Linked DNA regions of Homo sapiens: region 1 is linked to region 2. The links are chromatin loops, found by intact Hi-C in ENCODE. Cell type or tissue: CD4-positive, alpha-beta T cell. All regions are shown on one strand. Links, peaks and the distances in the headings refer to the core of each region. The heading gives the core; the rest is flanking DNA. Region 1 holds the start of CCDC71 (coiled-coil domain containing 71). Region 2 holds the start of IMPDH2 (inosine monophosphate dehydrogenase 2).

Region 1 (5,295 bases), core at 296-5,295, 140 kb before region 2:
AGGCCAAGGTGGGTGGATCATTTGAGGTCAGGAGCTTGAGACCAGCCTGGCCAACATGGTGAAACCCCACCTCTACTAAAAATACAAAAATTAGCCAGGTGTGATGGCAGGCGCCTGTAGTCCCAGCTACTCTGGAGGCTGAGGTAGGAGAATTGCTTGAACCTGGGAGGCAGAGGTTGCAGTGAGCTGAGATCACGCCACTGCACTCCAGCCTGGGCAACAAAGGAGACTGTCTCAAAAAAAAAAAAAAAAAAAAAAAAAAGGAAGAAGAAGGAAAAAAAGAACCATATAAGATGCCAAATGGAAAGCAAAGATTGGGTCCTGGGATCACCCTGTGTTCTCTCCCATCTCATCCTGTCTGGTCCCAGTTGTGCCTGTAGGCTCAGCAGCCACTAGAGTCCAGGTCAAGTCAGACTGCACTCTGATGAGCGCTCCCAAAGAGTTCCATCTAGGGCATACTGGGCACCAGGAGGCAAAAAGTTCGGCCCTACCACCCCCAAAGGGAGCTAGGTACCCCCATGATCCTTATCCCTAATCTCTATCATTTCCCCAGTTCTCATGTCTGGAAGGGACACAGCACAGCCGGAGGATGGACCTACCCTTCCTGGTTTTCCATTTGCCCTAACTTCTGAGCTGAACATCACCAGAGAGGGGTCTGGATATAACTGTACTGTTGCTATCCCTGGAGGATGGGCTCTGGCTCTCCATGGAAGGGGTTTCTGTTTGCACAGCCATGGCCCACCTGCACACAGGAGGCCAACACTGCCGGCTTTGGAGAAGCTGCAGAAGGTAACTGGTTGAATCGGTCCTGAATAAGTGAACAGTCAATCTTCAACCATGGACGGCCAGAGACTGGACTCACCCACAGCTGGGGACTGGGGGCACCAAGGTGGGGCTTCCTGACTGCACCCCATGAGATCCTGGCCCCTGGGACCCTACTCTTGCTTTCTCTCCACCAGGAAAAAAAGGCTAGAAGCACTGACCCCAGAGGAACAGGAGATTTTGCAGTTCCTGCTAGATACCTTGGCTATACTTAAAAGCAGCGAGGACCTCACCATTAGTGCTGAGGCCCTGGGAAGCTAAGAGGCACCAGATGAGGCCTATGGCACTGCTGGGTGGACTAGGCACTTGTCTTTAGGAGTGCCTGGACCCCTCTGTATAAGCAGGGAAAATACAGAGCAACCAGAGGATCCTGGTTGGAAAAAGGGCAGGAAAAAGGGCTAGTACCCAGTCCCTAAATGAAGCATCCCGCCACCCTCCTGTGATTGCCAATAGGCTTCCACCTGACCCCAACTACCAAATAAGGCACCACTGCAAGGGTCAGAGTCCAAGAGTTGTGGCAATATTTCTGCCTCCTGGCTCAGGCTCTGACCCTAGTGCAAATGCCCCCACTACCTCATCCATGAAACCAGGGCTCCCAGGATGGTTCCCAACCTGGACTTGCAAACCTCTGACTAATGGGACCTTTGGTCAGAGCTGTGGAGACCACTCTGACCTCTCACTGAAGTCACAGACCCCTAGGGTTGATTTTGACCTGTGTCCTATAACCACCACCCCGTACTAGCCCAAGAGCATGGATAAAAAGACTGAGGTCCCAGACTCCTAGGCAAAAGGAAAGGGGTTCTGGGCAGTGTTAAGACTGGAAGCAGGACTTCCTTCCATTGAGGGGCTGAGGCTGGGCCAGTGACTATACCTGCCCCCACCTGCCTGAGCAAGTATACTCAGGCCCACAGTGGTATACTGGAGCCCCCAGACTCCATGTGCGCTTGGGCTTGCGTGCACCACTTGTGATCACGTGCACACCAGCCTTTCATGCCATGTGCCACAGGCCCTATTCTCAGGAAGAGAGGAAGGCCTGCTGTCCTCGGAGAAGATACCCTTACTGCAAAACAAAGGAGATCACCTGAGACTCCCTGTCAGGAGGCACTCCTCTTTCACCCTCTGGTCAGGTGTCTGGGACTGAAGTGGGCATTGTCAGTGGCTAAAGATAGATCAGAGGGTGGAAGATGGCCTGAACCTTGTCAGGAGCCCCTCCCAGATGTCAATGCACCACTAGCTCCCCTCAGAAAAGGTGTCAGATGACCCCTAATCCAGTCTTGGCCGGGCTCTAGTGAGTCCTTGCCTGGGGCCGCGTCAGAGGGCACCTCTGTTCTTCAGACTTCTGCACAGGGCCGAACGGGTTTGGAGCAGTCACCGCGGCCACCACCTCCAGGCAGTCCTCCTTGGTACCCAATCTGCTCCGCCCCCAGACTTTGTGGGGAAATGGGGTCTCAGGGGTCAAGGGTCGGTAGGGCGGGCTGGGTCCCGGAAGCGGAAGCGCAGTGCACTTCCGGCGCGCAGCGGGCGGCCATGTTGGAGCAGCGGAGGCGGCGCAGAGGCGCGTCTTGGGTCCCCGCGGCGGCGCCGGTAGGTTGGAGCCGCGGGCCTAGCCGCGCCGCGGAGGGGCGGCCCGCGAGGCGGCAGGGCGGACGGGCAAGCGGCCAACTCTTCCCGGACCCGCGTCCTCCGCCGGCCTGGCCGAGACCCCCCACCCCACCCCCACCCCGCGCCCAGCGACCCCACCCTGGGGCTGTGCGGTCCCGGTAGGGCTAGCACCGTTCACCCTGTACATTTCGCTGCCTCAGTGACCCCCGCCTCACGGCTTGGGCCCTAAGGACGTGCATTCCCAGCCTGAGGGCCCCGATCTGCCCCCTCCCCCGGTCTGCCTGTGTGGCGCCTCTCTCACGCCCTATCTTCCGTCAACTTCTCCTGCCTTCCCCGGGGGCACGTGTGAAGGGAAGTCGGAGGCCGGGCAGGAGCCTCTGTTTCCGAAGCTTCTCGAAAGCCCAGAAAACCCCTCCCAAGAGCCCAGCCTAACCTGGGTGGAAGAGCCCCCAGGTCACCCCAAATATTTGCGCTGGGGCGCGTGTGAGGGTGGGAAATAGGTCCCTCTCTCTTCTACAGTTCACAGCTCTGGGAACTACATCCCTTCAAAAAACATTAATAAAGAACTAAAGTCATGTGCAAGGATTGTGCTTGGAGAACGGTCTCTGGGGAGGGGAAGTGCCCAAGACACCTGAGGATCCAAGAATGTTTCCAAACAAAGAGCCCTAGGGCATTTCCTCCAGGGTATTCTGAAGACTTCATCTGCTGCATTAGAGCGGTGGGAAGAAACTACACAGACGGGCCTCATGGCCCGAGGGACCTGCCTGATCCTGGCTGATCTTTTAATGCTCTGGTGCAGCTGGGGAGCTGCCTCTTGCTTCTGGGAACCCTCAGTGTTGGGTTGGGTATTAGATGTTAGTTATGATTGATGTCCACAGCTTCTTTAAAGAAGTCTGGGAGTAGTTAGGTGTTCTCAGTCACCTCCATCTGGGCTGTACTGAGGTCTGTGGCCCTCCAAGTCTTAGGTAGGACAGTGCATACCGCTAATGTCCCCTTGACTCACCATCCTACTTGCAGCCTTTGGCTCCCATTGTCCTTAAACTTTGGGATCTTGGTCTGGCTTCCTGGTCCCTGGTCTGCCTGGTTGCCTAGAGAGATGTCATTGGCACCTGCTACTCATCAGCTTTTTAGTTTCTGTTGAAGAAAAGTCCGACTCTTGATTAGGTCTCCATGCCTCTGGAGCTAGAAAATGGGTTGCTGAGTACCCTGTCTAGAGACTGAAAACAGAACTTCTGGTGGGCAGGGAGATTCCCCCACCCCACTCCAGCTCCACACATGAACAGCAGCAGCTGGAGAAACAGATGGGCATGGACAGTGGGTGTAAGTCTGGGCCCTTTGGCTAACATTCAGGGTTCTTTGTTGCTCTATCCTCGCCTGTTTTTTCACCTAGATCCCAGATCCCACACCAAGTATGCCTTAACCCTTTCTCACTTTGGAGCCATTGCATTAGCTATTCCCCTTTTTGTTCCATTTCCATCTAATCATTTTTCATTCATCACTCATATCCTAGCTAGGTGTTGTCTCTCCCAGGAATCCTTTCCTGACCCATTGGCAAACTGAGCTGAATGCCAGCATTCACTCCCAAGAATCTTAACAGTGTCTTTTTCTGGCCTTCTAACCTAGGTTCCTTGAGGACAGGGATATTGCCTGTATTCCCAGAGCTGAGTAATTCTAGGTTTCTGGCTTCAGAAAATACAGAGTTGAATTAAAATGTACCAGGCTCAAATCTTTTCAGGGACCCGGCAGCAGGTTGGATGGCTCTGAGGTATTTCTGAGCATGTATCTTGAAGAAACTCCCTGATCCTTAGCCTCTCCTCCCACCCCAGCATGGTAGAGGGTCAGGAGACCAGGGTTTTACACCAGGAAGTGTCTCACTCTGGCCAGATTCCTCAGTGTCATGGAGATTGGGGCACTGATTGACTTGTCTATGTGTTCTGGCCCCTTGTCTTAGTGCCATTCTTATTGACTCTTTTCCTCTTGTCTTGGAGGTGCCAAGCGCTGGTTTGCGGATACCCAGGCAGATCTGCAGTGCCTAATGCCATGAGTGTGGTGGTTCAGCATGTGGAGGAAAAAGCTGTGCACTCCTGGTCGCGCATCTCCACGGCAGGGAAGAAGGCCCTGGAAGAGGCACTGCTTGTCTTTAACCCAATGAGCCAGGATCTCAGTGCCACAGAGGCCCAGCTTGTGGCCTTCCTGCAGGGCCTGCGAGATGATGGCTTCCAACCTACCATCCTGCGCAGTGGTGATGTCTATGGCTATAGTTCATGCACAGCTAATCCCCCAAGCCAGACGAAACTGCAAGCTCGTGCCCCTAACCCAACTGCCACATCACCTCCAGCCAGTGCTCCCCGAACTGCCATGCGGTTGCCTGCAGGTCGGGCCACACTGCTTCCCATGCCGCTATCTGGCAGACTGGCCAAAGCATCCACACCAGCCCTTGCCAAGCATGCTACCACCAACCTGCTGCTGAGCTCTCTGAAGCAATCAAGTGCCAGCCATGCCCGGGGTGCAGCAGTGGGCTTCCCCACCCACCTTTATCCAGGTGTCTACCCTGCCATGCGGCTCTCTGTTGTCCTTGAGGCCCTGGTTCCACTTAAGACTCCCATGCCCTGCTTGGGTGCCAAGCACAAGGCACAGTCACTGCAGCTCTCACTTGCAGACTCTCCTCTGAAACTGCGGAAAAGTTCAGGGAAGGGTCCGGGGAACCCTCGGCCCAAAGCTCCCAGAAAAACCACAAGCAAGGGCCCCAAGTGTCTGACTCGCAAAGGCCCTGGGGCTGGACCCCGACGAGGCTCTGGGCACCAGAGCAAAACCAACAGAGCCACTGGGTCCCCCAGTGTCCGGCGAATGAAAGGGGGCTCTGCCCTGGGC
Region 2 (5,364 bases), core at 365-5,364:
GCCTAGCACTGATAGAAAAAGGGGTCCCGGGTCCCTACAGTCACCTTTCATGAAAAGGGTATGAAGGTACAGAGAATCTACCTTCATCACATATTGAGCATGGCCCTGCTTCCTGACCTTGACCTTTTGTCACTGCCATCATTAATCTAGGTGAGACTCCTCTCAGCTTTTTCTCCCTTTTGCCCCTTCAATGGTTTCTCATTACATAGTAATTCTTTTATGGCAGACAACTCCTTTGATGCACTCCCCCTTGCTAACCTCATGTCTGTGGAGCTCTTAGTTCCCTAGCCACACTAGCTCCTCTCCACTCAAGGACATCATATTATGCCTCTTCTCAACTTAAACACAGCTTATCAGGGAAGCATTTCCAGATTCCCCACCTCTTCCCTGTGACTGTTTCCTCGGTAGCACTTATCACTGTTTTTTATTTTGTATTTGTTTAACTTTAATTGCTACCTGTGTCCCCTCCTATCTGTAAGCTCCATGGGTAGGAAATACTTTTCCTGCCCATTTTTTTAAATATCAGCACCTAGTGCTGACCTGGCACTAGTAACCCTTGAATAAATCTTGAATGGATGGATGAATAACTGTTAGAGGATACAGCATGCCAAGTACTTAATAGAGGTACAGCACAGTTCGGGGGAGGGGGGTGAACCCAAGTTTAGGGCCCCACTGTAATGGCCATCATTATTGGGTAGAAAACACAACATGAGGCTGGGCACCGTGGCTCACGCCTGTAATCCAAGCACTTTGGGAGGCCAAGGTGGGTGGATCACCTGAGGTCAGGAGTTCGAGACCAGCCTGGCCAACATGGAAAAACCCCATCTCTACTAAAAAATACAAAAATTAGCTGGGCTTGGTGGCTCGTGCCTATGGTTCCAGCTACTCCAGAGGCTGAGGCAGGAGAATCGCTTCAACCAAGGGGGCGGAGGTTGCAGTGAGCTGAGATCACCTCACTGCACTCCAGCCTGGAGACAAGACGCCATCTCAAAAAAAAAAAAAAAAAAAGCGCAAAGACTTGGAGATAGACGCTTTGAGCAGTGAAGCTGGCTTCAAGTAGGATAAGGATAGACTCACATGAGTCCATGAGAGCCCTAGGCTGGTGCAGTCAGTGATGGATCACAGCTGGTTTGTGGGAAGGAGGGGCAGAGGGGAAGTAACCCAACATTTGGGGGATTTGCAGTAGTCCCAAAGGAGGACCAGGATGTAGTGTGTGGTGGCTGCATGGAATTCAGTAGCTGTGCCACAATAACTTGGGGCCTTACTGTTTGCAGACAGCATCTGTCTGGGAAGTTCAGGGTGGGAGGGTTGAAGTTATATTGGTGGTACCCAACTTTTATCCGCATATTCTTCAGCCCCCAGAGTGTGAAAGGCCGGAATGACACCTTTTACCTGACACCTGAGCCAGTGGTGGCCCCCAACAGCCCAATCTGGTACTCAGTCCAGCCTATCAGCAGAGAGCAGATGGGACAAATGCTGACGCGGATCCTGGTGATAAGAGAAATTCAGGAGGCCATCGCAGTGGCCAATGCAAGCACTATGCACTGAGATGCCTTGGCCATGGCACAAGAGAAACCAGCCAGGAAAAACCAGACAGACTTTCACACTAAAGAAGAGGCCTCCATTTTTTTTTTTCTTTTTTTTATTGGTGTAGTTACGAAGCCTTTCAGGCTGCTTCTGTTTAAAATATAAAAGAAAACTTTGCCCCCTTTGCATCTTCATAAACCTGCTGCGGCAGACTCCTCAGCCGATGGTGGCTCTGGGTTTCCTTGAGTGTCATATGTCCTAGAAAGTTGCTGGCTGACTCTTTTTTGTCTGGGGCCTGGGGAAAGGGCTTGGACTGTGAAAAGAAATGTGGCCCCTTTCCATCTTCAAGAGAGATGGAATTAATGATGGATGGACCCTGGAGGGAATCTCCCCAGCCGACTTCCACTGGGCTGACAGACTTTGCTGACCACAGGGGAACGATGTTCTTTTCTTTCTTCATGATCAGACATAAACTTAGCATCTTAATGGAAGAAAAATGAGGGGAACTTCAATTATGATTTATTAAAGACAATTTCTATTACACCCTCCTTTATGACAAGTGACATTTTAGATGTAAAAGTAAAAACTTTACCATGCCTTTTTTTTTTTTGTTGGCCTAACATTGAGGCCTTAAAACCTGAGGCTCCTGTGCCTGATGGAATTCTTGTAACATACACTTGTGTATCATATAAAGATACCACTCTGTTTCTCTTATGTATTCTTACTCTAGTTGTTTATTAAGAATGACAAGCACGTCTTTTCAACATGTTAGTGAACAACGTCTCTTTATTTTGGGGAGGAGCCCGGCGGGACAGTAGAAGTAAACCCTTGCCTGTTAATTGAACTGGCCGAGGTCCTGCGGGGAGTGTGGGGTGGGACGTGAAGTGGCAGCTCCTCAGTGACAAGGCCACTATGTGCTATACGCATGCGCTGTTTCTTCAGCGCCAGCTCCGCCCCCGCCGCAGCGAGGCGGGTAGGTTCCGCCCGCGCGCACTACGCCCTGACGTCAGCGTCGCGCGCAGCGCAGTGACGAAATCGGCTGGTTTATATTGGCGCGGCCCAGACGGCAGAGGTCTCTGCGGCGCGGTCCTCGGAGACACGCGGCGGTGTCCTGTGTTGGCCATGGCCGACTACCTGATTAGTGGGGGCACGTCCTACGTGCCAGACGACGGACTCACAGCACAGCAGCTCTTCAACTGCGGAGACGGCCTCACCTACAAGTGCGGGCCTATGGGGCTCACCTGGGCGAAGAGAGGGGCGGCACCCTGGGGAAAAGGCCAGATGGGGGCTTCCGAGAGCCGCCTTGGGCGTGGGCGTGGGGGACAGGTTTCGGGAATTGGCCACCCACCTCCGGGGCTCACTTTGAGACATCTGGAGCGGTGCTTGGGGTACGGAGAAGCATCTCAGTAGTGCTTGGAATCTCAGGCCGGAGATTCCATGCTCCAGACACATGGAATTGTCAGGGTGCCAGGAGCACTGATGACAGCTCGGTGGCAGAAAAGGTCCCCTGTACCCATTTCCACCTTGTGCTGTGCCTGTGACACACAGACTCTGTCAGTGCCACTCTCTGCTCACATGCGTTACGGGTTGATTGGTACATGGGGATGGAGTCTCATGCTGCCCTAAGCTGAGAGCTTTACTCCCAATTCACTCCCTTCCCTCGCAGTGACTTTCTCATTCTCCCTGGGTACATCGACTTCACTGCAGACCAGGTGGTGAGTATGATCAGGAATTGGGTCCTGAACATCAAGGTGAGCTAAGGTGCTACTATCACCTGGTCTCTGGGCTAACTCACCAGATTGGGCTTGGGGGTGGATTTTATAGGATCATGTTGCTTGTTAGCATGCAGGTCATACAAAAGTGCCTTTTTGTGGGGGACTCAGTAACACCTTGAGGTGTAAGGGATGCTTTCCCACACTGGTTGACGTTTGTCTCCTCAGGACCTGACTTCTGCTCTGACCAAGAAAATCACTCTTAAGACCCCACTGGTTTCCTCTCCCATGGACACAGTCACAGAGGCTGGGATGGCCATAGCAATGGCGGTGAGCCCCATGGGGTGTGGGGGAAGGAGCAAGGACTCCATCGCCTTTCCCCAAAGGCATTCAGTCCTGCTTCTTGTCACTTAGTAGTAGTCTCTTTTTATCCTGTAGCTTACAGGCGGTATTGGCTTCATCCACCACAACTGTACACCTGAATTCCAGGCCAATGAAGTTCGGAAAGTGAAGGTCAGAAGGGCAACGATCATTAGCAAGCGCTCCTGGGAATTGCACTGAGGTGGGGTGGGGTGGGAGTAGGGGTTTATTCTAATTTAGTATTCTTTCTTCCCACCATGGGGTTCAGTTACTGAGAAGACCCTGAGATTCTGTTTCTTAAAGCAGCAGCAATAGACCAGGTGTACAGTGCCTCCAGCCTACCCATGTCTCTAAGATGTGTTGGTGTGATTTGGTCTTGTGGCACTGCCAAAGGGATCGATAAGCAGAGACCCCATGCTTCAGATCAAGAGCCTGATGAAAGTAGTTCAAAGATGCGATGCCCTTTCTCACCATCCCTTTCCAGAAATATGAACAGGGATTCATCACAGACCCTGTGGTCCTCAGCCCCAAGGATCGCGTGCGGGATGTTTTTGAGGCCAAGGCCCGGCATGGTTTCTGCGGTATCCCAATCACAGACACAGGCCGGATGGGGAGCCGCTTGGTGGGCATCATCTCCTCCAGGGACATTGATTTTCTCAAAGAGGAGGAACATGACTGTTTCTTGGAAGAGGTGGGTGCCACTGGCAGAGTAGATCCAAGCTCTAGCAGCCCAGGTTGAAGACAAGGGGCTTCTGTTGTCTAAGACATCTCTGATAGCCTCTTCTCTCTGGGAAAGGAGTGTCAAACCAAGTTTCTGACTCCTTTATTGGGTTCCTGCATCCTTTCCCCACCAGAGGCTTTCAAACTGCCCAAATGCTTGCTAGTATTCATGCTTTGTTCTTTTAAACCCCTAAGGTAGGGGCAGTGCTTGAGGTCTGCCCTGATTTTCTTGCCATTGTTCCTGTGTTGTCCTCCTTATTCCATAGTGTAAGAGGGTGCTCCCTGTGCCATGTTGTCCTTTCTACTCATCCCTCACTCAATACCATACTGCTAAGAATTATTGGGATCCCTTGAGGAAGGGTGTTTTGGGTGTGAATGTATGAACGTGGTGGTCCATAGAACTTCACCCCTGTAATCTCAGTACTTTGGGAGACTGAGGCAGGCAAATCATGAGGTTAGGAGTTTGAGACCAGCCTGGCCAACATGGTGAAACCCCGTCTCTACTAAAAATACAAAAAATTAGTTGGGTGTGGTGGCGCGTGCCTCTGAGCTCAGCTACTTGGGAAGGAAAGAAAAGAGTTAACTGGTCATAGTCGATGACTGGCCCTTCTTCACATCTCACCTCCCACGTAGATAATGACAAAGAGGGAAGACTTGGTGGTAGCCCCTGCAGGCATCACACTGAAGGAGGCAAATGAAATTCTGCAGCGCAGCAAGAAGGGTAAGTCCTAGAGCTGGGAAAGGGCCTGGAACTAATGCCTAGGGTCCTGATTCATGTCCTGCCCTGACCACAGGAAAGTTGCCCATTGTAAATGAAGATGATGAGCTTGTGGCCATCATTGCCCGGACAGACCTGAAGAAGAATCGGGACTACCCACTAGCCTCCAAAGATGCCAAGAAACAGCTGCTGTGTGGGGCAGCCATTGGCACTCATGAGGATGACAAGTATAGGCTGGACTTGCTCGCCCAGGCTGGTGTGGATGTAGTGGTTTTGGTGAGCTGCTACACAGGTGGGTTGGGGCAATAGGGGCAGCTGCCACATCAC

What was found. Hi-C counts contacts between places; a loop is a spot of excess contacts. Peaks named below come from ENCODE experiments on the same cell type or tissue, not always from the same donor. Only the 100,000 strongest peaks of a DNase experiment are listed, where the experiment ranks them.
Region 1: it touches region 2 in a loop (2.4-fold over the local background); 10 of 110 quality-filtered maps call a loop at or near these places.

What each region holds. Positions count from the first base shown.
Region 1 is chr3:49,163,378-49,168,672 of GRCh38, reverse strand. CCDC71 (coiled-coil domain containing 71) reads left to right here and starts at 2,342. Exons shown (of 2, transcript NM_022903.4): 1 at 2,342-2,406; 2 at 4,413-5,295. The coding sequence starts at 4,465. RefSeq lists enhancers at 2,061-2,180, 2,201-2,270, 4,816-5,295 and silencers at 2,421-2,500, 2,521-2,580. In CD4-positive, alpha-beta T cell, for the core only: no CTCF peak of the experiment used is centred there; DNase peaks (open chromatin) are centred at 2,332 and 2,702; H3K4me3 peaks cover 1,673 bases; H3K27ac peaks cover 871 bases.
Region 2 is chr3:49,026,636-49,031,999 of GRCh38, reverse strand. IMPDH2 (inosine monophosphate dehydrogenase 2) reads left to right here and starts at 2,602. Exons shown (of 14, transcript NM_000884.3): 1 at 2,602-2,747; 2 at 3,194-3,242; 3 at 3,468-3,569; 4 at 3,678-3,752; 5 at 4,084-4,290; 6 at 4,953-5,040; 7 at 5,114-5,313. The coding sequence starts at 2,650. It overlaps QRICH1 (glutamine rich 1), which reads left to right. Exons shown (of 10, transcript NM_198880.3): 10 at 1,356-2,293. The coding sequence ends at 1,548. RefSeq lists enhancers at 2,602-2,811, 2,265-2,866, 2,867-3,469. In CD4-positive, alpha-beta T cell, for the core only: no CTCF peak of the experiment used is centred there; a DNase peak (open chromatin) is centred at 2,519; H3K4me3 peaks cover 1,197 bases; H3K27ac peaks cover 3,043 bases.